Linked DNA regions of Homo sapiens: region 1 is linked to region 2. The links are chromatin loops, found by intact Hi-C in ENCODE. Cell type or tissue: HCT116. All regions are shown on one strand. Each heading gives the region's core, and the rest is flanking DNA. Links, peaks and the distances in the headings are about the cores only.

Region 1 (15,111 bases), core at 4,321-12,320, 77 kb before region 2:
TCTTCCTGGAAAACCATGAAGAGACTATAGTGAGAAGACCCCCAACTCAAAGGAAATGGACTGCAGTATCAATTGGCTGACTTTGGGTAAGAGGGCGGGTACATTTCACCAGGGTAAATGATGGGATTGGGTTAGAGACCCAATTTAGGAGGGTTAGAATCCCTCCTAAGACAGAGAGGGCTAAAGGCCCCTCTTAATAAAAGGCAAGGACACTTGACCAAACTTGGTTTCAAGGCCCAACTTAGGAAGGTTAGAGTCCTTCCTAAGATTTAGGGGGTTAAAGGTCCCCCTCAGTAAAGTCTCTTGGTTAAAAATGGATTTGACATTATGGGATGTTAACCACTATTCTCTTTGAATTAATCTGCCTTACTCTCTTTGCTGATGGCTATGGGTGACATAATTAGGCAAGTACAGGATCACAGGACATGGGGAGCTTTTCTCTCCACAAAGGAAGAAACTTGAGAGCTTATGGGGCTGCTGGAAAAGATACCTTTGTGACTGACAAGCAGCTGCCTGAACTTTTGATTCACCGTCTCTGCAATGGGTAACAGTGGGTCTTTCTCTGGCCTCCCTGAGCTGCTCACCTTCCTCACCACACTGCAAGCAATGCTTTTCTCTCTCTCTTTCTCTCCTTTCCTTTTCCTAACTTTTCTGTTACTCAAGGAGGCCATCTGCTCTTCCATCTTACCCAGAGGCCACATTTTGAAACTCCTGGTTAGAGGTCATTCCACCCCACTTTGAATGGATTAAAGATAACAGGGCCCAACTCGGGGCAAGTTTGAGCCTCACCAGTTCAATATTGGGTGCTAAACAGGGTGGCTAATGTCTGTGTTTTGTCACATGTATTTTGCTCTGGCCAGAATGGGAAATGTGAATTTGGTTAACCCATGCAACCCCTTGGGTGGCATCTTGCAAACTTGATAGGCTTTTGCCTATGGTTCTATGAAACAGAAAAAGATGATTTTCCTTTGTGTTGCGGCTTGGCACCCAGGACTATAATGTGGCAAAAAGGGTCACTACAGGTGCTGAGGAAAAGGGAACCCAGAAATCTAGCATGCCAGCAAAAGGGTAAGAATTTCTTACCAGTCAGGTTTCTGGCCTCGCTCTCTGTGCAAACTGGTTGGGTGAATGGTAAAGAAATCACTGTTCACCTCCTCTGCAACGTTTTGAACAATGGGAAAAAATAATCTGTGAGTCTAGTGTTAGACTGTAACAAATCCGGTGGACTTTATGCTATGAATTTGTCTTTCTGTATCATTCTGTCATAAGGAGGGGTACCTTAGGATAGAACACAGGCCTAGGATCCCATAAGTCCACTGTCCAAGCCATCCCAGCAAACTGGTCAGTTACCAAATTTTGCTTCCCTGAAACAAACAAACAAAAAATTAGATGATATTTCCCTCTCATCTTGTCTTATGTCCTTAGGAGCTTGTCCTCATAACCACATGGCAGTACTTGCTCTTGGTCTCTGCCAAAATTCAGAGACAGGAATTTTGGAATTCATGTCATAGCTCTAAAAATTCTCTTGAGCAGTTAAAAGCCTTTGCAGGCTCAAAATTGGCTGCCTCTAGAGTCCTTCTGGGCAGGGCAGAGGAAACTGCCCAATGTTGTAGCTTAGGAGCTAAGGCTTTGTCTTTTCACAATGGCAGCCCAGGTTCCATTTTCAGCCTAGGAATGAGAACTTTCTGGTTGATATTTGTGTGACCTTTGCCATTTACTGATCCTCTTCCCCTCCATATACAACTTCTGACTTCCTGTCTTGGGTTTTCCTTTCTCTGAGCACCTGGGAGGTTACCTTTGGTAAAGTTCAAAAGCCAGAAATACTTGCTGTTTATTCTGGATAGACTTTGGTAATAAGATATTTGGTTAAAAGTCAGCTAAATTAAAAGCAATATACATGCTATACATATATTTTAAAGGCCTTTATGTTTTTTTCTCTTACTGGATCTTATTTTTCTGAAGAAAAAGTTTTTCTCTTCTCAGCTGACTTAATTGTTTTTCTCCATTTTGTCTTCTTGCCACTGTTGATGCACACATGAGAGAAATTATCCAAAGATAATTTCTAACAGCCTGAAACTCCTTGGGAAAAACAGAAGAGGCACCACAGACTCTGCCGGGGAGGAAAACACCATTTTCCTCATGAAACCCCAGGAATTGAAAGTGGATAGATCCCTCTCAAAATCTAAGGCTCTGTTCTGTTTTGCATTGCATTATCTGACGTCTTCAGCTTTGGAGAGTATCAGGAATTACTTCATATTATGAGAGAGTTTTGGTGTGTAATAAGTAGGTAGGAAATATACTTTTGAAGATGGCTGATATTAATAGCAGTTATGGGGGAATACTCAGCTCTTTGCACTTTTAGATCAGAGACACGTGCTCTTGGCCACCTGGAAGGTATGGAAACATCCCCCTTTTTCTCTTGAACAAAATTTTCATGTAATATTAAAAATAATAAAAGATTTTATTTGCCTTTTAAATAAACTATAGGAAAAAGAAAGGAAAGAAAAGAGATTGTTTGGAAAGCTAAGTCTTTTCTCTAATAATGAGTAAAGGTTATTGCCTTTTTAAAATTGTTGAGTTATCATTTTGGCTAAATGAATGACTTACAGTGACCTGAAATTCTATTTTATAGTACCAAGTCTTCTAAACCTTTGATATTTGACAAACTTTCCAAAATCATATTGTAAATTATGTCTTTTTCTGACCAAATAAATAATCTTTTAGATATTAAGTCCCCTAAAGTCCAAAAATGACTTACTATTTTTGGTTTATTTGGTATAAAATCATAAAAGAAGCATTGTCAAATATAAAATGGTGTTTGGCTTTCTTTGGTCTGTATTCATTAAATATGCTATTGGTATATATTCCAAAATTATGGGAAACTCCTATAATTCTGACTTAGTGTACATTATTTACAATTATAATTGTTATGTAAAGTTGTTGTATGCCAAAGAAGTAACCAAAATTTCTAGTCAATTGTGGCTTTAATAGTGGCTGCCCTAAGACTTTGTCATCCACAGACAATTGTTATCTTGTTTTGATCCTCTTTAAAAGGCAGTTTTATAATCAGCTATGGGACTCTGACAGGTGCTCTTGAATGCAGGTTTCTGATAACTTTGGAGATTGTGACATTAGAATAGAGAAAAATCTTTCAGGACTCTCATGGAAAGCTGAAATGTTCATGAATATCAAGCAGAACGGAGGTTAACTGCATGAACTTAACTAATAGAAGACTGAAATAATCCCTTTATAATTTTTTGCTTAAAATGTTACTGATTCTTTGTTTTGTTTTCAGAGAGAAGAAAAGTTTTCTTTTGAGCTATTTACAGCTTTTAACAATTGAGTAAAGTATACTTCTATAAACAAAATTGGAAGCGTATTTGTTTCTCTCTACCTGATTTCTCCAGAATCTGGAAACTATTTGTAAAGTATTCCTTTTTTTTTTTTTTTTTTTAGTTTCTTGAGACAGAGTCTTGCTCTGCCACCCAGGCTGGAGTGCAGTGGCATGATCTTGGCTCACTGCAATCTCCACCTCCCAGGTTCAAGCCATTCTCTTGCCTCAGCCTCCCAAGTAGCTGGAATTACAGGTGCCCGCCACCACACCAGGCTAATTTTTGTATTTTTAGCCATGTTAGCCAGCCTGGTCTCGAACTCCTGATCTCAAGTGATCTGCCCACCTCAGCCTCCCAAAATGCTGGGATTATAGGTATGAGCCACCATGCCTGGCCTATTTGTAAGTATTCTTAATTTATAGCAATATCGTTATTTGCATAGGTGTAATAATGATCTGTTTTCTTTTGTAACAGGACACAATTGGAAATGCTGATTATTTTATTAAGGCTTTTACTGGAATGGTATGCTTTCAGGTACAGACAGACTTGTTTAAAGAATCAAAGTTGACTTATAGAGCCAATAAAAGCCCCTTGAGAAAACTGGTCTCATTCTTTGTCTACACAGTCCCTGTACAGAGTTCCTGACCTGTGGTAAGTAAAGAATGTCACTTCCTGACAGACTTAGGAGCCCCAAGTTGTCTGGAGACCTCAAGAGAGAGGAATGTACCCAACTCATATAGGTATTTAATGGCACAAAGCCATGGCTGGGCTCAAGGCTTTAAAAAAAAAAAAAGGCTTATCTGAGATTCCTTATGGAACAGAGTTCCATCAGGGCCAACTTAAAAAGTCTATGTGAAAAATAGTTATTCTTCCTACACTTTATATAAATAATCAGGCCAAGTCTAAGACTAAAGCTTATTTTGCAAACAATTCAGTGCTATCATGATTTGTTTTTAATCAAAATGAGAACTGGGAAGAGAAAAAGTATGTTTCAAAAACCATGGTACACTTGTTATTAGATTCTAATCTCATCAGTTGTTTTTAAGTTTTTTCCTGCAATTTAGACTAACCCTGATTATTCCTGTGAATCAACCAGTGATCTCTGGCTGCAGCTCAGAAGAAACAAAAGGGATGGGTAATGTAAAAATCTAGATCAGTATTCTAATTCTGGCACACACTGGAACCAGCTAGCAACTCCATATCAGCTTGGTTCCCACAATTGCCCAGTTCATGGAAAGCTATTTAGTTTACTTGGGATAATTTTACTTATTTTGCTTTGCTGTTGTGGCATATATTGCTGTTGTACCCTTTGTAGGAATGTAGGATAAGCTTACTCAACATTTTCTTAAATTGAACACTTATTAATCTTCCAGATATCACCTTTTGTTGGAACTCAGAGTTATGAATGACCCTCAGCATATTGACACTTTCTGATTGAGTTCTTCTCTGTCCTAGATACAAATACCCTAATAGTTAGGCAGGATTATCATTGCCCCTATTTAGCCTGAAGAAGTTACAGAAGATGAGTTTTCATCCCTCTACAACCCTTAGGATTGAGGGTTCCCTTGTAAAAGGAAGGGGGGAAATATGTCAGAGGCAGTGACTCCATCTTGAATAGGGGCTGGATAAAAAAGGCTAAGAGCTGCTGCATTCCTAGGAGGTTAGGCATTCTTAGTCACAGATGAAATAAGAGGTGGACAGGACTGGTATCACAGGATACAGCTTACAAAAACCCTGCTGATAAAATAGGATGTGGTAAAGAAGCTGGCTAAAACCCACCAAAACCAAGATGGCAATGAAAGTGACCTCTAGCCATTCTCACTGCTCATTATATGCTATTTTTTCTTTTGAGACAGAGTCTCACTGTGTTGCCCAGGCTGGAGTGCAGTGGCATGATCTCAGCTCACTGCAGCCTCCACCTCCTGGGTTCAAGCAATTCTCGTGCCTCAGCCAAGTAGTTGGGAATCCAGGTGCACACCACATGTTTGGCTAATTTTTTGTATTTTTAATAGAGACAGGGTTTCTCCATGTTGGCCAGGCTGGTATCGAACTCCTGGCCTCAAGCAATCTACCTGCCTGGGCCTCCCAACGTGCTGGAATTACAGGTATGAGCCACCACACCCAGCCATTATATGCTTATTATGAATGCGTTAGCAATGCTAAAAGGCACTCCCACCAGCGCCATGACAGTTTACAAATGCAATAGCAACGTCCAGAAGTTACCCTATATAGTCTTTAAAAAAATGGAGGAACCCTCATTCCAGGAAATCTCCACCCCTTTCCTTAAAAACTGGTGAATAATCCACCCCTTGTTTAGCATGCAATCAAGAAATAACTACAAGTATACTCAGTCTAGCAGCCCATGCTACTGCTCTGCGTATGGGGTAGCCATTCTTTTATTTCTTTACTTTCTTAACAAATTTGCTTTCATTTTTAAACTAAAGAAAGAAAACGTGGTATATGGCCGGGCGCGGTGGCTCACGCCTGTAATCCCAGCACTTTGGGAGGCCGAGGCGGGTGGATCATGAGGTCAGGAGATCGAGACCATCCTGGCTAACAAGGTGAAACCCCGTCTCTACTAAAAATACAAAAAATTAGCCGGGCACGGTGGCGGGCGCCTGTAGTCCCAGCTACTCGGGAGGCTGAGGCAGGAGAATGGCGTGAACCCGGGAAGCGGAGCTTGCAGTGAGCCGAGATTGCGCCACTGCAGTCCGCAGTCCGGCCTGGGCGACAGAGCGAGACTCCGTCTCAAAAAAAAAAAAAAAAAAAAAGAAAGAAAAGAAAACGTGGTATATTCGCGATGGAGTTCCATTCAGCCATAAAAAGAATGAAATCATGTCATTTGCAGCAACTTGGATGGAACTGGAGGTCATTATGTTAAATGGAATAAGCCAGGCACAGAAAGACAAATATCACACGTTCTCACTCATACCTGGGAGCTAAAAAAAGTTGATCTCATGGAAGTAGAGAGTAGAATAATAGGTACCAGAGACTGAGAAGGTTATGTGGGGGTGAGGAGGGATAAAGAGAGTTTAGTTAATGGGTACAAACTTACAGTTCTATAGAAGTTAAAAGTTATAATATTTGATAGCAAAGTGGAGTGACTATAGTTAGCAACAAGGTGTATATTTCAAAATAGCTGGAAGAGATAACTTGAAATATTACCAACACACAGAAATGATAAATACTGGTCAGGCACAGTGGCTCACGCCTATAGTCCCAGCACTTTGGGAGTCCAAGTCGGTCAGATCACTTGAAGCCAGGAGTTCAAGACCAGCCTGGCAAACAGGTAAAATCCCATCTCTACTAAAAATACAAAAATTAGCTGAGTATGGTGGCACACGCCTGTAATCCCAGCTACTTGGGAGGCTGAGGCACAAGAATCACTTGAACCCAGGAGGTGGAGGTTGCAGTGAGCTGAGATCATGCCACTGCACTCCAGCCTCCATCTCAAAAAAAAAAAAAAAAAAAAAAAGAAATGATAAATATTCAAGGTGATGGATACACCAAATACCCAGACTTATCATTACACTTTCTATGCATGTAACAAAATATCACCCCATAAATATGTAAAATATTATGTATCCATTAAATTTTTTAAATGTACCTTAAAATAATGATGCCTAGATTTTGGAATTTTACCCAAAAAGTGTGATTTTAATTAAAAAAAAAAAACCTGGGGACTAATATAGGGCTAGTAATTTTCTATTTTGCCCAAAAAAAAGAATTTTTAAAAATCTGCTATTCTCATCATTTCATTAAAAAAGAACATTTTAACAACCAAAAAATAAGCAGATATTATCTCATAATGAAAAAAAAGTCTTAAATAGAACAATTTGGCTTTGCAAAAACTCACTAAATTGTGCCTTTCTTCCACCACTCTTCAGATAGTAGTGTGAACTTCATCAGGGACCAGCACTGCTGTGAGCACTAGCTTTGGAAAACACCAGCTTAGGGGTGGTAGAAAAGACAAAAATGGAGTGAGAGTAGACTGGTGAAGACAGAAAAAGAAATAAAGATTAGGAGTCATCAAACAATGATCCAGTAGAGCCATGGTTTGCAAGTTGCTTCACAGAAGATACTCAAAAGCAGCTAGCAAGGGGCGAAGCTGTGGGTCTCCAGCCTTCCTCTTCAGTCAGAGAGGCCTTACTCTTATTTGACGTATATTGGGATACCACCTTATCAGACTCACTGAGGCACATGGGTTCTCTGGGCTGGCTAATGGTTTGTGCCAATTCTTCAAATATTGACTCAACACATTTTTAGTGAGAGTAGGGAGAAACCAACTAACTTCACTTGAAAAAAAATATATACCTTCTCCTTTATGTTCAGAACAAGAGACAATTACATACACTTATCATTAACATAATATTTTGACTTATTTGCAATTGTCTTCCATTTCACTGATTTTCCATTTTTCCTAGCTACAAAGCACTGTTCCGTTATACCAAGTCCCTCAGAGTCACTAGGAATAGAAGCAGCTTACATGGCTTTTTCAGGGTGATTTTACTGTGTTTTGTTTTGCCTTTCTTGTTAACAAAACATTCTCTTTTCTGAAATATGTGTTATTATCCAGGTTGTGTGAGATTTTCCAAACCAGATACATTTTGGGAGGCATTAAGGGATTACAGTGCATATGATAGAGTAAATCATTTTTTCTCAGTAAGTGGGACTAAGTGATGTGTTGCTGGGTTTCAGAATTTCAGCTGACTGCAACTGCCAACTTCAGGCCTCTGTCAGCTACCTTGCTGGGACTGGTTGGGGCCAAATGAACTGCAGGCATGCTGGAGTCATCAAAACATTCAGACCAAATTGGCCCCCACCATCGAAGAGTGTTTTGCTTTTGTTTTTATTTTCACATAAGGGGCTCTACTTCATTAGGACCAAAAATGATATACATTTTGATGCTTTTTAAAATAATAGTAGGTGGAAACCTGAGTTTTAAAAGTGCCATATTTCTGATTTATTCCAGCATCTTTTAGCTTCTTCCTAGGAAGAAGCTCAGTTGATCTGCTTCCTAATCCAGATCTGTAAAATTCACTTGAATAAAGTGTTTGGCTTTTCAGTAAAGTTTTAAAACCGCAAAAGAACAGGTATGCACATCAGGGTACACTAGAGGGTTACAATAGGCAGTTGTAAAATGAAAGTATTTTGGAAGTCTCATATAGTTGTTAATTACCAACCTCATTCCTTGATGAGAATATTAACCAGACCAAACTGCTGTCATCCAGTGCTTGATCATCAATGGTTTGCTTTGGACTCCTGCCAAATATGGGGAAAAAAATGGGGCAAATGAAGGGAAGGAAGACACTGGCTGATGACTACCAGTACATCCTTTCTCTATCCCAAGGCAAATGAGACAGATGAGACTCGCCCACCCACCTCCACCTTTTCCCCCTAATAATAGTCCAAAATGCTCCCTATAGAAAATATGTGCAACAGCAGCAGTCTTCCTCTTCCCTGCACAAGTCTGCACCCATTTTTTGTGCTGATGCTGACAGTTCATTTGGTATACAGAAAGGACTCCACACAGGGAGACAGAATCAAGCCCAACTTCCTCTCCAATAACCTGAGAAGCCCAGACCCATTGGCCCACAGGTGGCACATGCATGTGGATGGGAGATCTGGTCCGGGAGGACTTGGCACTCACTGGAGCTGCCCTCTGAAGCTCATCCAACAATCCACCCTATTGAATGCAGGAGGTGTGGAGATAATGACTATTTCCTGAATGTCTTGCTGTTTAAACAGTCCTGCTGTGGTGTTTGGAGAAATTCAGGATGTTTTTGCATTCCAGGTGCTGTTGGAGCTGCCTAGCTAAGCTAAACACCCCACACAGGCACTGAGAACAGGTGGTGTCTGGCCAGACTGCTGGCAGTCAGGATGATGGTTGTTTTTCCTGTTCCAGCAGTTGGCAGAGGAATGCGAGCTTCAGTACAATCAGTAGCTTTCCATCCTCGAAAAAGGAATGTGTTCTCCCTGACACCACTGCATAAAGACACTCTATAGCGCTCAAAAGCCCTTTCTGAGACAGAACAAAGTCCAAAACCACAGACTACCATTCAGAATCTTCCTCAATTTATCCCTGTTTTTAAGCACTTTGGCATGCAAGATGCAAGATCCACTTAAGCGAGCTCAGGAGAGGGTGTGTGTAGGTGCGTGTGTGTGTGTGTATGTGTGTATGTGTGTGTGTGTAGAGATGTTATTAAAAGAATGCAAGGGAGGAAATGGCTCAAAGGAACCAAAAATTAACCAGGAATCACCTGTGGCTCCCTAAATCTCGAGGGACCACAAAGCTCCCCCCAACTCTAGTTCTGTCATGAGACACACATGCTCTAGTCAACTCTTTTCCTAATTTTTGCCTTGGACTCCATATCTATTAATCCCTGTCACATTCTTTCAAGGGTCTTCTCTGATCTCCCCCCAAGCCCACCATTTGATGACATCTGTTTCTCCTGATTACACTCGGTCAAAGGACCCTGTTTCATCCATTGCCTTTGTTATGACCTGACATTTTCTTATTTATTTACTTGTGCATTTTCCCATTTAAACCTAATGTCTGTGAAAGAAGGACTTTGCCTTGTACATCCCTGTATCAATAGGCCCTAGAACAGCATGAGGCAGATAATCAGCACTTATTAAATGCATGATGGTTCACAATCAGGGCCCTCTACTATGAAATTTCTATATTTGTTGGTTCAAATGCTCACATGAGACCATCTGATTGGTTCTCTTGCCAGCTAGATGATCTCCCCTGGGCATCTGAACCAACAAATACAGAAATTGAACCAAGGCTGAATGCTAAAACTAAACTGAAAACTAGTTCTAGCATTCAGCCTTGGTCCAATCTGCCATGTCAAGGAAGAAGAGTCAGAAGCTACCCTTTCCAAAGGTTATGAGAGGTGGTGAGTCTCCAGGGATCTACAGGTGAAGAAGACACTAAAACATGCCTCAGAGAGGACTCATCAGCCTTTGCAGAGTTATCTCCCGCAAGTGCATGTACAACACATCACTACCCCATTCCTGTGGGCTACTCAAAACCCCTGGCTCTGATAGGCACTCACATTTTTGTTAAGTCACCCTGTCTTCCCTGCTTCAGATCTTGTCTCAAACTGTTCCCTCCTTTCCAGAAAGCCTCATCCCAAACAGCCCTACCCCACTGTCATGCTATAGATGTTATAGCCTTATTTCAGAATTCAACTCAGATTTCATCTCATTCCCAGATCCTGTCATTCTAAATTAACCACTCCTTTTCCCAAAGTCGGAAACACCTTGGTTCAACCTCTGCTAAGGACTTGCTCCAGGCTTCTTTGCAAGAGAAAGGTAAGAATCAGATAATAAAATGCCACCCAAAGATCCTTAGCAGGGATAACCCAGAGATTTATTTACAAGAATGGGGCCAGAATCTGACACCCATTCCAGGTACAAGAGGCCATGACGAGCTGTGTTCCTAGCGAGGGTATGACTTCCTGCTGAAGGCCACTGGGCAGCTCAGCAACATGGGGAAACACAGCAAGGGCGATGAAGATCAACTTTGCCCTCTTAGCGGCAAGGAGAAGCCCAGTCTTTACCTAAATGCTGGCTGTTTCTAGATTTCACCCCTGAGACCAGTGGTTCACAAAACTGGCTGCATGTTAACATTCCCTGGGGTGCTTTTTAAAACTCTCCACATCCTGAGAGAAACCTTAAATGCATACTGCTAAGTGAAAGAAGCCAACCTGTAAAGGTACATGTGCTGTGATTCCAACTCTGTAATATTCAGGAAAAGGAAAAACTATGGAGACAGCAAAACGGATTAGCAGTTGCCAGGGGTTAGTGGGGAAGGAAAGATAAATAAGCAGGCACAGGGCATTTTTAGGGCAGTGGAAAGAGTTTGTATGATACTATAATGGTGCATACATGTCATTATATATTTTCCCAAGCCCATAGAATATAAAACACCAAGAGTGGACCCTAATGTAAACTATGGATTCTGAGTGATAATGATGTGTCGATGGAGGTTCATCAATTCTAACAAATGTACCACTTTGCTGGGGGATGAAAAATATAATATATGCCTGGCCCACATTCATGTCATATTGCCATCATCATAGTGCCTTTGCCACTCATAGCTTTCTATAAATGCAGAGGAGGCTAATGCCTGTGTGGGGAAGAGGGTATATAAGTACTCTCTGTACTTGCTGCTCAATCTTGCTGAGAACTTAAAACTGCTCTAAAAAATAAAATCTATAAATATATCTACACACCCAGATCCTGCCCTAGATATTGTAAATAAATTACTCCAGGGTGGGGCCCAGGCTTTGAGAACCACTGGCCTGGAGCTATATCAAAACATATCTGTCTGGGTATGATGGCTCACACCTGTAATCCCAGCATTTTGGGAGTCAGAAGCAGGAGGATCACTTGAGGCTAGGAGTTTGAGACCAGCCTGGGCAACGTAGCAAGACCCCATCAGGTGAGTGGCACACACCTGTGGTCCTAGCTACACAAGAGGCTGAAACAGGAGGATTGCTTGAGCCCAGGAATTCAAGGATACTGTGAGCTATGATTGTGCCACTACACTCCAGCCTGGACAACAGAGCAAGACCCTGTCTCCTAAAAAAACAGAAAGTATCATAAGAGAAAGACAGACAAGAGCTTTGCTTCCAAAGAGGCCTAAGCAGGAATCCCAACTCCTCTTTACCACCTTTGCCATCTTCCACAAGTCAGTTAAGGCTTCCTTTCTGTGCAAGTAAAGTGCCAGTAATTCCTACTGCATATGATTATTGTAAAGATTAGAGAAAACATGTGCAAAATTCCAGGTACATAATAAACCCTCAATAAAATTATGTATACATATTATTAATTCCTCCCAACAACCCAATAATACATATTATTAATTCCTCCCAAAAACAATATGTTTTAAACATGTAAGGCAATGTTGCCTACACAACAAAATATTAGTGCTTTAAGAAAAAGAGGTCCTTTTTTTTTGTTTTTGTGTAAGCCACCTCAGCCTATTCATATGATGAAAGTTGTTTGGCAGGCCAGGTGTGTACACTCCTCTGCAAATCAACATCTCCAGATTCTAACTTTTTATTGAGGCAATAGCCCCCTTAAAAAGTGAATTCATGTCAGCCACTATAGACCAGGAGGCAGCTATTCCGCTACAAAGCAATTGATGTGGAAGTCAGTAACTGTTCTTGAATACAAATACTGCACCTATAGAAAGCTATGGGTGGCAAAGTCACTATGCGAATATGACATGAATGTGAGACAGGCATATACTACATTTTGTATATGGAAAACAACCATCATGCACAAAATCAAAAAGAAAGAAAAATGTCTTTCCTGCTTATTGGCAAAATCATAGTATCTAGTTTTCAAAGTCCATTAAAGAAATGCTTCTTGACTTTCTCACTGTGTGTATTAGTCTGTTCTCATGCTGCTAATAAAGACATACCCAAGACATGGTAATTTATAAAGGAAAGAGGTTTATTGGACCCACAGTTCAGCATGTCTGGGGAGGCCTCACAATCATGGCAGAAGACAAAGGAGAAGCAAAGGCACATCTTACATGGTAGCAGGCAAGAGAGCTTGTGCAAGGGAACTCCCATTTATAAAACCATCAGATCTCATGAAACGTATTCACTACCATGAGAACAGTATGAGGGAAACCACCCCCATGATTCAATTATCTCCACCTGGCCCTTCTCTTGACAATTCAAGGTAAGATTTTGGGGGGGACACAGAGCCAAACCACATCATTCCACCCCTGGCCCCTCCAAAATCTCATGTCCTCACATTTCAAAACCAATCATGCCTTCCCAGCAGTTCCCCAAAGTCTTAACTCATTTCAGCATTAACTCAAAAGTCCACAGTCTCATCTGAGATAAGGCAAGTCCCTTCCGCCTAGGAGCCTGTAAAATCAAAAGCAAGTAAGTTACTTCCTAGATACAATTGGGGTACAGGCGTTGGATAAATGCACCCATTCCAAATGGGAGAAATTTGCCAAAATTAAGGGGCTATAGGCCCCATACAAGTCCAAAATCCAGCAGGGCAGTTAAATCTTAAAGCTCCAAAATGATCTCCTTTGAACTCCATGTCTCAGATCCAGGTCACACCAATGAAAAAGGTGGGTTCTCATGGTCTTGAGCAGCTTCTACCCTGTGGCTTTGAGGGGTACAGCCCCGCTCCTGGCTGTTTTCGCAGGCTGGCATTGAGTGTCTGTGGCTTTTTCAGGCACACAGTGCAAACTGTCAATGTATCTACCATTCTGGGATCTGGAGGATGATGGCCCTCTTCTTACAGCTCCACTAGGCAGTGCCCCAGTGGGGACTCTGTGTGGGAGCTCACACCCCATATTTCCTTTCTGCACTGCCCTAGCAGAGGTTCTAAATGAGGGCTTTGCCCCTGCAGCACACCTCTGCCTGGACATTCAGGTATTTCCATACATCCTCTGAAATCCAGGCAGTATTTCCCAAACCTCAATTCTTGACTTCTGTGCACCCACAGGCCCAACCCCACGTGTGAGCCACCAAAGCTTGGGGCTTGTACCCTCTAAAGCAGCAGCCTGACCTTTACGGTGGCCCCTTTTAGCCCTGGCTGGGACATAGGGCACCAAGTCCCAAGATTGCACAAAGCAGCAAGGCACTGGGCCCAGCCCAGGAAACCATTTTTTCCTCCTTAGCCTCTGGACCTGTGATGGGAGGGGATGCCATGAAGACCTCTGACATCCCCTGTAGACATTTTCCCCATTGTCTTGGCAGTTAACATTTGGCTCCTCATTACTTACGTATATTTCTAGAGCCAGCTTGAATTTCTCCTCAGAAAATGGGTTTTTCTTTTCTACCACATCATTAGGCTGCACATTTTCTGCTCTTCTTCCCTTTTAAACATAAGTTCCAATTCCAAACCATATCTTTGTGAATACATAAAGCTGAATGCTTTTAACAGCACCCAAGTCACCTCTTGAACACTTTGCTGCTTAGAAATTTCATTTGCCAGATACCCTAAATCATCTCTCTCAAATTCAAATTTCCGCAGATCTCTAGGGCAGGGGCAAAATGCCATCAGTCTCTTTGTTAAAACATGGCAACAGTCACCTTTGTTCCATTTCCCAACAGTTTGTCATCTCCATCTGAGACCACCTCAACCTGGACTTCATTGTCCATATCACTATCAGCATTTTGGCCAAAGCCATTCAAAAGTCTCTAGGAAGTTTAAAACTTTCCCACATCTTCCTATCCTCTTCTGAGCCCTCCAAACTGTTCCAACCTCTGCCTGTTACCCAGTATCAAAGTCACTTCCACATTTTCAGGTATCTTTACAGCAGCACCCCACTCTACCAGTACCAATTACTGTATTAGTTTGTTCTCATGCTGCTAATAAAGACATATCTGGGACTGGGTAATTTATGAAGAAAAGAGGTTTAATGAATTCACAGTTCAGCATGGCTGAGGAGGCCTCACAATCACGGCAGAAGATAAGGGAGAAGCAAAGGTGCATCTTAGATGGTGGCAGGCAAGAGAGCTTGTGCAGGGGAACTCCCATTTATAAAACCATCAGATCTCATGAGACTTATTCACTAACATGAGAACAGTATGAGAGAAACCACACCCATGATTCATTGATCTTCACCTGGCCCCACCCTTGACATGTGGGGATTATTACAATTCAAGGTGACATTTGGGTGGAGACACAGCCAAACCGTATCACTGTACTTGACCCTCTTGCCTCCCAAAACCAAAATGATATCTAAAATACAATGGGGGCTGGCACCATAGCTCATACCCATAATCCT
Region 2 (15,111 bases), core at 3,298-11,297:
AGAATCAGCAACTCTGGTCATTTTATTGCTCTAGTTGAGTGGCTGAGTCAGAAACATAAAAAGGGCATACCCAAACATTGACCTGTTTGTACCTACAAACAGCTGAGGACCAATTTGTAAATAGGTCACAGTTAATCAAAATCTCTGCACTTGAATCTTTTCCAAATGCTAAACCATGCCCTTCTACAAACTGTGGAATAAAAGTAGTCATAGCTAGCTATGTCTAGCATAGTCCAGAGTCCCCTGAAAATCTTTTCAATGATCTGCAACAACAAAAGCCAGTTTCTTGGAATGGTTCCTAAACTCTTGTTATTTAAACCTTCATAGGAAAATACTAAACTGTGTATTTTGGTAGTGACATTGGTTCACTCAACTACTCAGCAGTTTGCTGATTACCTGCTCAACGCCAGGCGTTGGAACACAGGAAAGAACTAGAGAGAATCAATTGACTGGTCCTTAGCAGCACAGAGCCCACGATCTAATGGGGTATGCAGCAATTTCAATGCATTGTGAAAATGCTATGATAAGGGAGAGTCATGTAAGAACCAGGCCCACATTCTAAGTTGGAGGGGTTGGATTCAGGAGTGAAGAGAGGTGAGGAAAGGTCAAAGGAGGTTTGTCAAACAAAAAGGAAACTAATCTGAGACATACAGGATATCTAGGAGTTAACCAAGCAAAGCTACGGAGGGGTGGGAAATGGGGGGAATATTCTAGAAAAAAATGGCATGTGCAAAGGCTAGGGGCTAGGGAGGGCAAGACATGCTTGAGGAGCCACAGCAAGTTCATTATGGCTGGAGCTCAGGGTTCAGGAGGGATGTGGCAAGAAATGAGGCTGGGAAAAGCTACCCAGAGCCAGATCTTATCTATTCTGGATTTTACAGTTTAGTAAATGTATTCATTCAGGACCATTATCTTCTTTCTGGTAGTTAGAAAGTTTTTCTCAAGAGGAAGATGTAAATCTAAAACATTTCAAATCCCAGAGAGAAAACATTTTCTCTAATAGAAGGATTGCTGGACTCTACCCAGGAGTGTTTACTAAGTGTTAACATTGACTTTTAAAGTTTTCCTAGGATTCCTGCCATACAAGGTAATTCTATGCATATGGCATCTTTTTAATGATTTGCAAGACGAAACACAAAGCATATTTTCAAATACTGATTTTCACATTAAACACTGATTGAAAACATTAAAATCCAATAAAAAGGGCTCGGGTTCCCAGATCACTTTATTCTAAGATATGGGTAGGACTTCAGCCATTTGGCCACGATGGGGTTATCATCCACCCAGAATTCAGTAAAAGGAGGATGATTCCCACCTATTTGGGGTTGCAAGTCTAAGCTACTTATCCAGAACCACTCAGATAACACCTCAGAAACATTTCAGACCGGGTGCAAATAGTAAAGCCATGACACCGGTTTATGATTCCAGCAATATGTGACCTTTTCTCCAAAATATATTAATGCTTTTACTTTCTTGTTTTTCTTTCTATCTTGGTAGCTTGTAGACATAACTAATCTCCTTGGCTTGACATTGAAAACCTCTGTAATCTAGTTTGGCCTACAGTTCTTAAGATTCTGTTTTCTTCTCCGCAAACACCTCACTCTCCAACAAAGCAAAATGAGACACAACACTCCAGCCATACGGATTATGTAGACAGGTATCACGGTAGCATCGGGGAGGCCCTGGGTTTGGACTCAGAAAACCTAAATTCATGTCCTGCCCACCCCATTTCCAGTCTGTGTGACCTCGCACAAGACACTTAGTCCCACTGAACCTCAATTTCTTTATCTGTAAAATGACTGGCTTCTCTCACAAGATTGCTAGGAAAAACAAAATGAAGTAATGGCTATAAAAACTTGCTGTGAGGCTAGGTGCTGTGGTTCACAGCTGTAATCCCAGCACTTTGGGAGGCCGAGGCAGGAGGATCACTTGAGCCCAGAAGTTTGAGACCAGCCTGGCAACGTAGCAAGACCCTATCTCATTATTTTTAAAAAAGTAAAAATAAAAATAAAATTTATCTGGGAGGTGTAAAGCCCATTATTAATGTAAAGTATAGGAGTCCGCCCTCATCCATGGTTTTGCTTTCCAGTTTCAGTTATATGCAGTCAGTTTTGGTCCGAAAATATTACATGGGAAATTCCAAAAACAAACACTTTCTGGTTTTACATTCCACACAGTCCTGAGTAGCGTGATGAAATCTCACCCCATCCAGCTCTGTCCAGGCTGGGATGTGAATTTTTTCCTTTGTGTGGGTATCCACGCTGTCAACACCACCCACTCATTAGTCAGTCAGTAGCTGTCTCAGCTGTCAGATTGACTGTCATGGTATCACAGTGCTTGTGTTCCAAGAAACCCTTATTTTACTTAATAATGGCCCCAAAGCGCAAGAATAATAAATTTGGTTTATTGTTATAGTTGTTCTATTTTACTATTAGTTGCTGTTGTTAATCTCTTACCGTGCCTAATTTACAAAACAGATTTTATCAGAGGTATGTATATATAGGAAAATATTGGAAAAAACATAGTATTAATATATACTATTAATATATACTGTATAAAGTTCGGTACTATCCACAGTTTCAGGCATCCACTGGGGGTTTTAGAAAGTATCCCCTGAAGGGATAAGGGTGGACTATTGTATTTTTATTTTTCCTGCAAACGACACACAGTTTTCCCACATCTTGAACATACTGATCCCCTTGCCTGAAAGCCCATTTCCTCTTTCATGAATTTAGTTCTGACCTACTCAGTAAGAATTTTTTTTGTTTTTCAGAGACGAAATCTCGCTGTTGCCCCAGGCTGCAATCCAGTGGCTATTCACAGGCACAATCACAGGCACTACAGCCTCAAACTCCTGGGTTTAAGCAATCCTCCTGCCTCAGCCTCTCGAGTAGCTGGGACTACAGGAAAAAAAACTTTTTTGCCCCGTCACTCAGGCTGGAGAGCAGTGGCGCAATCATAGCTCACTGTAGCCTTGACCTCCCAGGGTCAAGCAATCCTCCTGCCTCAGCCTCTTGAGTAGCTGGGACTACAGGTGCACACCACCACGCCTGGCTAATTTATATTTTATTTTTTAGAGATGAGGTCTCACTATATTGCCCAGGCTCCCAGGCTGGTGTCAAACTCCTGGGCTCAAGTGATCCTCCCACCTCAGCCTCCCAAAGTGCTGGTGTAGCAGGCTGGATCTCCATAAACCCTTTGCTGTAATGAGGAATGTATAAGTTAAACATTAAAGCAGAAGTAGAAAACAATGGATAACGAACTGGGGTAACTGGTGCCTGAGTAAGAAAGCTCGAATGCAAAAACAAACCTATTAAAACCTTACCTGGACTTCCTCAACCTCAAACCTGATTGAGGGATCAAAGCGTGCACCAAGACCCACTTAAGAAACTTTCCTACCCACAGACCCATAGTTAAAATTAGATTAAGAAACACTCCCACAAGTAGACATAGAGCTTGAATTGTGTATATAAGCTAAAGGAAAACTTGTAACTTTGAGTTGATCTGGTGAGTTACTCTGACCTTCTTCCTGTAACTGGTTGCAAAAATAAACTCCCTCCTTTCCCAGTCTGTCTGCATCTTGTTATTGGACTCGAGAACAAGCAGCCAGACCTCATTTGTCTGGGAACTCTGGGATTACAGCCCAGGAGATTATTTTTTATATTTGTATTTCTATCGTAGGACCAGTTGCACTTCGCCTGTTTTATAATTGCATGTATAGTTGTCTTCACTTCCTGATTGTAAATCCCTATGGGACAGGAGTCCAACCCTAACATCTTTCTATTCCTCATGTGACCCAGCACATCACTTAGTTCATGATGGACTGGGACAAATTAATCCATTCCATGTTTTCACCTGCTTAATGCTATACAATGCTGAAATGTGATTTAGTTAGTTATTATTGTAGTCCTTTCTCACCTTTTAAACCATTTTCCATAGGAATTTCCCCTTAAGGAATTAATTCAACGAAGCAGTAGTACAAGTTAGTGCTCTAGATATAGGGATAGATATTAAAGTTGATGATGATTAGATGACATTTTTCTTTTTTTTGTTTTAAATATTCTTTTTTAAAAAAAGTTTATTTTAGGTTTGGGGGTACATGTGCAGGTTTGTTACATAGGTAAACTCGTGTCATGGAGGTTTGTTGTACAGCATATTTTATCACCCAGGTGTTAGGCCTAGTACCCAATAGTTGCCCTTTCTGCTCCTCTCCCTTCTCCCACCCTCCACCCTCAAGTAGACCCAGTGTCTGTTGTTCCCCTCTTTGCGTTCATGAGTTCTCATCATTTAGTTCCCGCTTGTAAGTGAGAACATGTGGTATTTGGTTTTCTGTTCCTGTGTTAGTTTGCTGAGGATAATGGCCTCCAACTCCCTCCGTGTTCCTGCAAAAGACATGATCTCATTCTTTTTTATGGCTGCATAGTATTCCATGGTGTATATGTACCACATTTTCTTTATTCGATCTGTCATTGATGGGCATTTACGTTGATCCCATGTCTTTGCTATGGTGAATAGTGCTGCAATGAACATTCCTGTTCATGTGTCTTTATGGTAGAATGATTTATGTCCCTCTGGGTATATATCCAGCAATAGAATTGCTGCATCAAATGGTAGTTCTGTTTTTAGCTCTTTGAGGAGTCGCCATACTGCTTTCCACAATGGTTGAGCTAATTTACACCCCTACCAACAGAGTATAAGTGTTCCCTTTTCTCCGCAACCTTGCCAGCATCTGTTGTTTTTTGACTATTTAATAATAGCAATTCTGACTGGTGTAAGATGGTATCTCATTGTGGTTTTGATCTGCATTTCTCTAATGATCAGTGATGTTGAGCTTTTTTTCATATGCTTATTGGCCACATGTGTGTCTTCTTTAGAAAAGTGTCCATTCATGTCCTTTGCCCACTTTTTAATGGGGTTGGTTTTTTCTTGTAAATTTGTTTAAGTTCCTTACAGATGCTGGATATTAGACCTTTGTCAGATGCATAGTTTGCAAATATTTTCTCCTATTCTGTAGGTTGTCTGTATACCCTGTTGATAGTTTCTTTTGCTGTGCAGAAGCTCTTAAGTTTAATTAGGTCCCATTTGTCAATTTTTGCTTCTGTTGCAATTGCTTTTGGTGTCTTTGTCATGAAATATTTACCTGTTCCTATGTCCAGAATGGTATTGCCTAGGTTGTCTTCCAGGGCTTTTATAGTTTGGGGTTTTACATTTACATCTTTAATCCATCTTGAGTTAATTTTTTCATATGGTGTAAGGAAGGGGTTCAGCCTCAATCTTCTGCATATTGCTAGCCAGTTATCCCAGCACCATTTATTGAATAGGGAGTCTTTTCCCCATTGCTTGTTTTTGTTAGCTTTGTTGAAGATCAGATGGTTGTAGGCGTGCAGGCTTATTTCTGGGCTCTCTATTCCATTGATCTAGATGTTTGTTTTTGTACCAGTACCATGCTGTTTTGGTTACTGTAGCCCTAATAGTATAGTCTGAAGTCAAGTAACGTGATGCCTCTGACATTTTTTTATGTTCCCTAATTATTAGGAATTGAACTTCTGTCCAGCCTGATTTAACATATGATGATCAGTATGTTCCAGAAAGATCTGTTCTTTAATCATCTTCTGAGCACATTACAAGCCATTGAGGAAAGCTAGCTAGTGCTAACCTTATGAAATATTTATGGAATTATTATTCCTTATTTTTTTGTAAGTTAAAATGCTCCTTGCTGATTAAAAAAAATTACCCACGACTTTTTTGTGAATGGGATTAATCTTCTCTCTCTCTGTTCCACAGACCATGACTCCCTGTTCTCCACAGAGGCCAAGCTCCCATGGATATGGGGTGGAAATTTGGAGACAGGTCAAAGTCATATGTATCCCAAGAGTCTTGTTCTTATTTTCTCTATTTGAGTTTACTTTGAGCTTTCTTCTCTTCAAGTGTCAGTTCAGCTGATGTACTGGCTCAGACCATAACCCTTTCCCAAGGACTAGGTAAACCTGGATTACTTTCTACCTCTTCCCCTTTGTTGACAAGCAGCTGGTGTTTGTGAAAAAGCATTGTCTTAGTGCTTGAAGTCTGCTGCCTTAGCCAAGTTCAGAGATCCATTCATTATCTTTGAAGTGCCCAGCTTCCTAAAAGGGTCACACATGTTGTTAAAGAGACTCCCTGAGAACATACCCAAAAAGCAAGGATGAGGGAGGCATAAACAGCAGCTCCAAGGCCAATTTCGGGAGTACTGAGAACATTTTCTTCCTCGTGCCTCTAAAGAATGAGTTTCCTACTTTTATGTATGGTTGCTCTGAAGAGGCGCCAAATCTGAAATCCCCTGTTTTATGAGGAAATTATTTTCATTTACATAAACAAAAGAATAAAATCTCCAAGGCCAGAACTGATGGTTGCTCTAGAAGAAATGCCTTTGGAAGTTCTACAATAAGCCCCAGGTTCACGTGACCGTTAGGATACTTTGCATGTAGTTTCTCCCAGTCCTTGTAAAGGCATAATGTCCTCACCTTTAAAACCCAATCTACGGATGGGTGCACTGGCTCACACATGTAATCCCAACGCTTTGGGAGGCCAAGGCAGGGGGATCACTTGAGCCCAGGAGTTCGAGACCAGCCTGGGCAACACAGGGAGACCCTGTCTCTACAAAACAAATTTTAAAAACTTAGCCAGGGATGGTGGTATGTGCCTGTAGTCCCAGCTACTTGGAAGGCTGAGTTGGGAGGATCTCTTGAGCCCTAAAGGACGAAGCTGCAGTGAGCCATGATCGTGCTACTATACTCCATCCTGGATAACAGAGTGAGAGCCTGTCTCAAAAAAAGAAAAAAAAATCTACTATAGAAATCATGAAAAACTCCTTTCTGTGTCTCCCTGCACTGTTAGGGAACTAATAATTCAAGTGAAATAAAAAACAAAACTCAAAAAAAGAAAGCACCATTAATTAAAGAAAAATAATCACTGCCTAAAATTAGCCAAAGTGCCAATGCAGAGATTTCTGATGTGAAAAATGCCAATAAGAGCAGAAAAGAGTATTTCCATGCCACTGCAATCTCCTTCTGTGAGGTAACATGTCCCACGTGCATTGGCATAGCTTTGCTTCACCTTGTTCCCATTTCTCACAGCTCACACCCAGCCAGATGGACTCCTCTGTCCCCCAGCCTGATAAAAGCAAGGGTGACTTGCCTTGCTAAATGGTAAATTCCTTATGCAAAGCCTTCCAGTTCTCACCAGGCAGGTCCTCCTCTCCTGTGATCAGAGAGACATCCCCATTTCCCTGATTTCAGAGCAGTGCTATTTGGCACTTTTGAGCCTCACTTGAACAGTCTGGCTGTTCCTGGCCCAGACTGTTTACTGCACCCACATCTAGCACCTTCTCAATTCCTCTTAGCACTCAGAAAAATTGTCTTGTAGCTGAACTCAAACACACAGTAATACTTATCCTAAGTACCCAAGACACACACACGAGAAGAACTAGCCCTACACTAGCGTAAGAGGAGCATTCTATTCCAGGTTCAGCCTTAGGGACGACACTAGAGAAAATACCAAAAATGGGAGAAGAAACACGAAATCCTGCTAGGAAGCTGAGAGAAAATCTGAGAACACTCAGCAAAGAATGCATGAGCAAAGGATGGGATAGATAACAGACAGCTTTTCAGTCTCTAGACATCACAAAACGGCTCAGAAAATGACCAGAGGGGCCAAGCTGGAGAAGAGGAAAACACTGAGAAAGAGCAGGAGGAGCTCAGTTATGCGCGGCTGGCTAACGTCTGGGGTTGTCTGCCAGGGAGTCACGGTGGCTGGGCTGTGACAATGGGAGTCCGGGGCCTGGAGGGTAAAAACATACGCAAGTACAAACGCCAGACGCCCGCCAAGCAGCCATCACGCCCTGCGCTCTGCTCCATGGAAGTCTGAAGGGGGCTATTCGCACACAGAGATCCCTTTATTCAACCTCCTCCTTGCCCGCTTAAAGCCAAACCGAATGTCTTAACAGAGAGGCAATCGGACCAGAAATGAGCAAAGGGCGGCTCCCAAGTTCGAGGGATTTTAGATAAGACCCATGCACTCCAGACACAGAGCCCCATCTCCATACAGAACAGTCAAGGGCAGGAATGAGGAGGGCAGAAGAGGGACAGGGTGCAGGTGGGAGATGACTGCCCTATTTTATGAAAATGGAAAGCAGTCCAGGAGAACCGCGATGACCCTGTCCACCCCCGCGTGATTGAAGTGGTGGCGGTGCTGGTGTTATCAGGTGTCTGTACCCTTCACCCAGAACCAGCCCACTGGATTTTCTCAATTCTCCGTGAATACTGGCACCTCCCAAGTAGTACTTGGCCTCTCACTCCCCAAAAAGACCTACGAACATAATTTCTTCTAATCTGTCCCCCTCTCCTCCTTTCTAACTTTCCACCTTCCTGTCTTCCTAATCATCTGAGTATCTCCTACTCAAAAACAATGTTTTAATTGAGTACTTCTACCTAGGGAGTTTTTTTTAAGATACCTGTACCAGACTCCACGCCCAGACCAGTGAGAAACTAGGAGTGCAGCCCAGGAATGGGCATTTTTTTCGACACACCCAGATGAGTCCAGTGTGCAGCCAGGATTGGCAACCACTGGATAAGATCCTGCAGGACAGAATCCTTCCTAGAGGCCAGTACCCGGTGGCTGAGGCTCTGCGTGTCTGCTGCCTATTTCTGCAGATGCCCCGCTATGAAATCTTTTCCAACCTGCATAGCCTTCTGGAGACTGAATAAACCTCTGCTTGGTAGCTCCTGGTCTAAGAGGGTCACCCTATACTGCACTGTCGGACCCCACAGGCACTTTCCAGTGCCGTCAGCCTCGCCTGAAGGATTTGCTGGGATTTCTAAAGTGTGAATCTTTTCCTTGGGCAGAGTGGTGCTAAACACGTGTCTGGTTCTCAGGGAGCTGAAGAACTTTAGTCTTCTACTGAAGACCCAAGGTGTTAAGTCTCCTGGTCCTCCTTGGTTGTCCGAGTGTACAGGGAACAGCAGAACTGGCCCCATTGTAGCATCCTCCCAGGGAGTTCAGGCCTTGGCCTTCAGCGTCGCAAAATGTTTTCAGGAGGAGGTTTAGCAAGTCCAGCTCTCCTGAAGTAGAAGATCACTTGGGAATCTCTTACATCCTCTTCCCCAGGGGCACATCTATTTCTTCTTCTTTTTTTTTTTTTTTTTTTTTTTTTTGTGAGAGAGAGCCTCGCTCTGTCGCCAGGCTGGAGTGCCGTGGTGTGATCTTGGTGCACTGCAACCTCCGCCTCCCAGGTTCAAACAATTCTTCTGCCTCAGCCTTCCAAGTAGCTGGGACTACAGGCACGTGCTACCAAAATTAGCCTGACTAATTTTTTGTATTTTTAGTAGAGACGGGTTTTCACCATGTTAGCCAGGATGGTCTCGATCTCCTGACCTCGTGATCTGCCCACCTTGGCCTCCCAAAGTGCTGGGATTACGGGCATGAGCCACCCCGTGCCCAGCCAAGCACATCTATTTCTAAGCAGATTGCTTAGAATTCTTGTTAGTCAGCGCAGGGCCTACGGATAGAGACTAAGCTTTAAAGATGGGTGAGCCTCCCTTACAGGTAGTTCAAGAAACCCTTCCTGATGTCTGAGGATACCAGGCACTGGGTTAGTATGTAGGGGCCTGAGAGTGGGCAGGGACTCCAAGATGAAGTGTCCTAGCCAGGCTTGGTGGTTGCTCACCTGTAGTCTCAGCCACTCAGGAGGCTGAGGCAGGAGGATGGCTTGAGCTTGGACTCCTGGGAGTCCAAGACCAACCTGGGCAATGTAACAAGATCTCATCCCAAGAAAAGAAGGAGAAATTTCCTAGGGAAACTCACTATCTAGGCTTCTAGGAATCCCAGAATCAGGTGTGACCATCCACGTGGTTAGCAATAAGTTTCCTATGGGAACTTCCCACCCAATTCAGTGCTTGCAGAATAAGAAAGCGCTAGCAAAAACATTTAATATCTTGTATTTAAGGTGAGTCATAGTCCAGACAGGACAGGCCCATGAGATGTGGAAAAAATGTGTTTCCAAGGCTATGTTAACATCACTAGGGAGTTTCGTCTCGGGAAAGCACTCTCTATAAAGTCAGTTCTTCCAGGTCCTCAAACCAATTCAAAACCTAGCCTGCTGATTCAACTTGTGTGGACCTCAGCCAGTCTGGTATTAGGATGATAGTGTAGGTATTCCAGCTTCCTAGGGGAGCTCTGCTGAATACGTTAGCTCATCCCTGGGCAATGTTGTTGGCACAGCCCCATGTTACCTCATCTATCACATGGTTACCAGAGCGAGCTCACCATCTTGCACACCTGAACATGGTTTCAAGTCCTTCATGGATTTGCTTCATGGCAGTAGCAGGGTCCCTTCAAGAATGACACCAGACCACATGTACCAGAACCACCATGGGCAAGAACCACACCCTGGAGTCAGACTCTTTGTCAGTACCCCACTTTTTTTTAATGCTAGACCCATACAAGGAAGGGGACAAGAATAAGAAAACATCATCAAGGGCCAGGTGCGGTGGCTCACGCCTATAATCCCAGCACCCTGGGAGCCCGAAGCGGGCAGATCACCTGAGGTCAGGAGTTCGAGATCAGCCTGATCAACATGGTGAAACTCCATCACTGCTAAAATTACAAAAATTAGCCAGGTGTGATGGTGTGTGCCTGTAGTATCAGCTACTCTGGAGGCTGAGGCAGGAGAACTGCTTGAACCTGGGAGGCAGGGGCTGCAGTGAGCCGAGATTGTACCACTGCACTCCAGCCTGGGCGACAGAGTAAGACTTCATTTCAAAAAAAAAAAAAAAGATAGAAAAGAAAGCATCATCAAATAAGAGATTTGTTTGCAAGCAACCAACACATTGCAAGAAGCAACTTTCTGTGCATGTTCTGTGGTCAATTCAAAATTACAGTGATAATTGTGAGATATCACAAGATTGACAGTCATCGTAGTGAGATATTTGAGTACTATGTCCACTTGAGAAAAACAGACTTCATGCTCCCTACGAAGATTCTCAGCATCAAAGATTGGACCCAAAACGAGGTGTCTTATTAATCCAGAGGTAACTAGCAATCAGCCAGGAACTCAACTCACAAGACCTGGGCACGCGGTCACCAGGGCAGCATTGTATTGAATGGTCTGCTCTTAGATGGACTGGCCCTGCAAATACGTGCCTGGAAGCTAAGCAAGGCCGTGCTATTCACTTATCTGCTTTACCTGGGGTGGGGTGGGGACGGGCCAGGTGGTCAGCAGTGAGCTGATGGAACTCCCTCTGGAGAAACTAGTGAGAGGGAGTGCCAAATCTGTCTTCCTTCCACCCAAAGGACCCCACATAGCCTTCCCAGGGCTAAAATGTCAGCTAGACAGTGCTTGCCTTGGCACTTCTGGTCTCCCCACTGGGGTTCAGTGCCTCCTCATGGCCCAGGTGATACCTGAAATTCAGCAAATTTAAACCCAAGTCCACCCTTTCCCCTTCTTCAATCCAGCACCTTCCTCAGACTGACACCCCTGCTTCTGTTCATGGTGCGGCAGCCTCCTGGAACCTTTGAGGCTCACAGCCTTTAAATCATGCCTCTCTTTCCTACATCCAGTCAGTTACTGGGTAGTGTTAGTTCTTCCTGAATAATCCCCCAAGTCTTCCCCTTTTCTCTGTCTTCTCATTGCTGCGACCTTGAGTTAGAGCCTTAATCCCCGCCATGTCCCATCCTGATGCGGAGACCTCCAAAATCATCTTGGGAAATGCCACTTGAATCATGACACTCCCACTTTCAGAGACACATTGGAGGGTGAGGCCCCACCTCATCTGCTTTCTGCTGTGCCCTACACCACACACGAATCCTCTTCCCGAGCTGGCCCGCATGCTCACTATTCAAGGCAGGCCAGCGTTTTCCTGCCTCTCCTCAGGCAGGTCCCTGTCTTTCACCTTCCTTGATGAAAGTCTAATTTCTGAAATGAAAAGCAACAGCTCATACTTACTGAATGTTTACCCCATGCCAGGTACTGTGCTAATGGCTGTATCTTGTTTGATCCTTTTGATGGTCTAATGACTGGGATACTATCATTCCATTTCACAGATGAATAAAGCAGGGGAAGTGAAATAACTTGTGCAATGTTGCATAACTCAGGAGTGGTAGAGCAGAATTCCTGATTCCAAGTCCACGCTCCAAAGTCACTATAGTCTATTACCTCCCAGCATTTTGTTCTTACTCTTAATGCGCTAAGCCTCCCCAACACCACCCCAACAGATTATATTTAGAGAAGAGGAAGCAGTTCTTACACACTTTTGCCCTAAACAGTGTTTGGCAGGGTCCCATTATTATAAACTATTGGTTCTTCATTCACACTAAAGTGGAAATGACTAACAGTAGCTTCCATAACTAGATGAATTTGCCTTAAACTAAAAGCCTGAGATTAAATCTGGCCTATGCTGCTTAAGCTGTTGTACTTTCTTCTCCTCCCCTGCTGTCCTCAGCCAGTACCCCTGAGACCGTGTGCTAGATTCCCATACCAGGGTTCAGCTGCTACATCATCCCGCCTCTGGAAGTTCCCTAAATGACTTGCCTTGGCAGATGGCTCTGCTCTTTAATTAGCCATACAGTTACTGCTTCCCCTTATTTAATATCAGGAAGCTTCCACTTGTTTCATCCCCTTCCCCATCTTGGCCATAGTGCCTTCCTACTATTCTTTTCCCGTTTTGTACTTTTGTGTGCTCCTGTTCCCTTTAATGTGTTATCAGAATCTCATCTCAATCTAGGGATTTTTGCCAAGTTGTCTGAACTCTCTATCTCCATATGTGGTATCTGAGGTCCTTCTTAAACCCTGATTTTCCCCTTATTTGGTATTAATGCACACACTATTTTCAGGACCCAGCATCAAGAGTCAAGGTGAGTGTTGTTTGCAAATCTATCATAACTCGGAGAAGTCCCCATACTCAAATGTCTTAGCCATGTTAGCATGTACTCAGCAAGAGGCCATGAACAGTGGCTCATGCCTGTAACCCCAGCACTTTGAGAGGCCGAGGAGGGAGGATCACTTGAAGCCAAGGGTTCGAGACCAGCCTGGGCAACAAAGCAAGACCCTGTCTCTACAAAAAAAAAAAAAAAATTCTTTTTTAATTAGCCGGGCATGGTTGCACTTGCCTGTAGTCCTAGCTCCTTGGGAGGCTGAGGCAGAAGGACCCATGAGACTAGGAGTTTGGAGTCTGCAGTGAGCTATGATCGTAGCACCATTGCACTCCTGCCTGAGTGACAGAGCAAGACTCTGTCTATAAAAACTTTTGAAAAGCCAGGTGCAGTGGCTTATGCCTTTAATCCTAGCTCTTTGGGAGGCTGAGGCAGGTGGATCACCTGAGGTCAGGAGTTCGAGACCAGCCTGGCCAACATGGTGAAACCCCATCTCTACTAAAAATACAAAAATCAGCCGGGCATGGTGATGGCTGCCTGTAATCCCAGCTACTCAGGAGGATGAGGCAGGAGAATCGCTTGAACCCACAGGGCAGAGGTTGCAGTGAGCCGAGATTGCACAACTTCACTCCTGCCTGAGCGAAAGAGCGAAACTCTGTCTCAAAAAAAAAAAAAAAAACTTAAATAAAAATAAAATAAATGTTCAGTGAGAACCATAATGTGAATAGTATAACCCAGCATGATTTTGGTGTGAGGATAATTGATAATCATTTTCTTCCAGCAGACCTACCCATCTCGGTGGGATTTGCTTCAAGTGATGTATATTCAAATTAATTTGCATCTCCTGGTCATATACTAATTGGTTGGTGAGTGGTTAGTAGCCAAGAAACACTGCTTATGGCAAGAGAAAGTCAAGTGAAAGATTAAAGAAAATCATGATTAATAATCTGCCAGCTGATAAATAAGATAGTTATAACACCACTTTGGTGAGGTGTACGCTTTTGGCCATGTGTACACTGGTGCATTTTCAAGACAGTGGCTATCTTTTCACTTCTGTTTGGCTAATCATGTTATGTTGTTCTGAAGTTACTGCTGCCCTATACCCACTTCACACAGCCTGAGCTCTGTCTCCTTCCAATGAACATGAAGATCTTTTGATTCCGTAGTTCCTGGTTCTGTTCTGATTCCGACAGGATGCTGGCATCCTCAATTAGGCCAGCTAAGGAAAGCATTAGAAAACAGTGATGCACTACACTCTGTGGAACTTACCGAAACCAACAGGATTTTAGAGAAGAAATAAGGGGGAGCCTGAAGCTGTCAGGCCGCAAAAAATGTCAAAGAGAAATGAAACTTCAGTCTTAGAATGTCAAATAAAGTGTGATAAGAAATAAGAGGAGGGAAGATATTCCAAGTAGGTAAGGGCATCAGCATAAGCAAAGGTGCTGGAAGGGGTAATGAACATGTAATGGTGGGTGAGCAGGACTGCTGGGAGCAGACAGTGAGTTTGGGTAGAAATGACATAGAAGAGTGAATTGGTAAAAATGGAAGAGATGATGGGCAAATGAGAAAGCAACGAAGCAAAAAATATATAGTACAATATGATATTGGAGGACAGAAATGATTATTGGGGGTAATTTGACTTTTGACCATTTCCCAGGCTTAATTCAAGTATATTTAGCTTTCAAACATGACTTCTCCTAATATCTTCTACACAGCTCTTTCAGATGAAAAAAAAATTGGCTAACTGGGTAAAGGGTGATACCTTTATAAGCTCTATTTTTTTAATCCCTGAGGAAGTGAACCATGTTATGAGTCACATACATCGTGTTTAGGTAGGTGAGGAAATGCATTGAACTGATTTGCAGAGAATGAGAGCTCCAGACCCAGACAGTGAGACTTCAGAACTTCATAAATGTCAAAGCATCTTTGACATCTATGTCCCAGCTCTAGGACACATTCATGATAGGTTCACTTACTTCCAAACCCAAAGAGGATATTCTTAGACACTTCCTAGTTTCTTCATCTTGTAAAAGTGGTTAAGTGGCTTGTCCAAGGTCTTTTGGCTATAAATTGTAGACAAGGATTCAGAGCCAAGTGTTCTGTCCCCAAGAATGCTTTTGTCTCTTTTTTTTAAATAGTAACATCATGAGGACATCTCAGGTCATGGCTGGGGAGTGCTTTGTGCTCTGTAAGGGACTAGGAAATTGT

The links. Peaks named below come from ENCODE experiments on the same cell type or tissue, not always from the same donor. Only the 100,000 strongest peaks of a DNase experiment are listed, where the experiment ranks them.
Region 1: it touches region 2 in a loop (2.3-fold over the local background); 2 of 110 quality-filtered maps call a loop at or near these places.

What each region holds. Positions count from the first base shown.
Region 1 is chr4:57,126,404-57,141,514 of GRCh38, reverse strand. All of the region lies in intron 1 of IGFBP7-AS1 (IGFBP7 antisense RNA 1), which reads right to left. It overlaps LOC107986283 (a long non-coding RNA gene), which reads right to left and starts at 9,175. Exons shown (of 3, transcript XR_001741705.1): 1 at 8,516-9,175; 2 at 1,279-1,364; 3 at 320-1,156. In HCT116, for the core only: no CTCF peak of the experiment used is centred there; no DNase peak of the experiment used is centred there; H3K27me3 peaks cover 3,135 bases.
Region 2 is chr4:57,048,717-57,063,827 of GRCh38, reverse strand. All of the region lies in intron 1 of IGFBP7 (insulin like growth factor binding protein 7), which reads left to right. Among named protein-coding and RNA genes, the nearest start is that of IGFBP7-AS1, 53 kb to the left of the region's middle. In HCT116, for the core only: no CTCF peak of the experiment used is centred there; no DNase peak of the experiment used is centred there; H3K27me3 peaks cover 2,527 bases.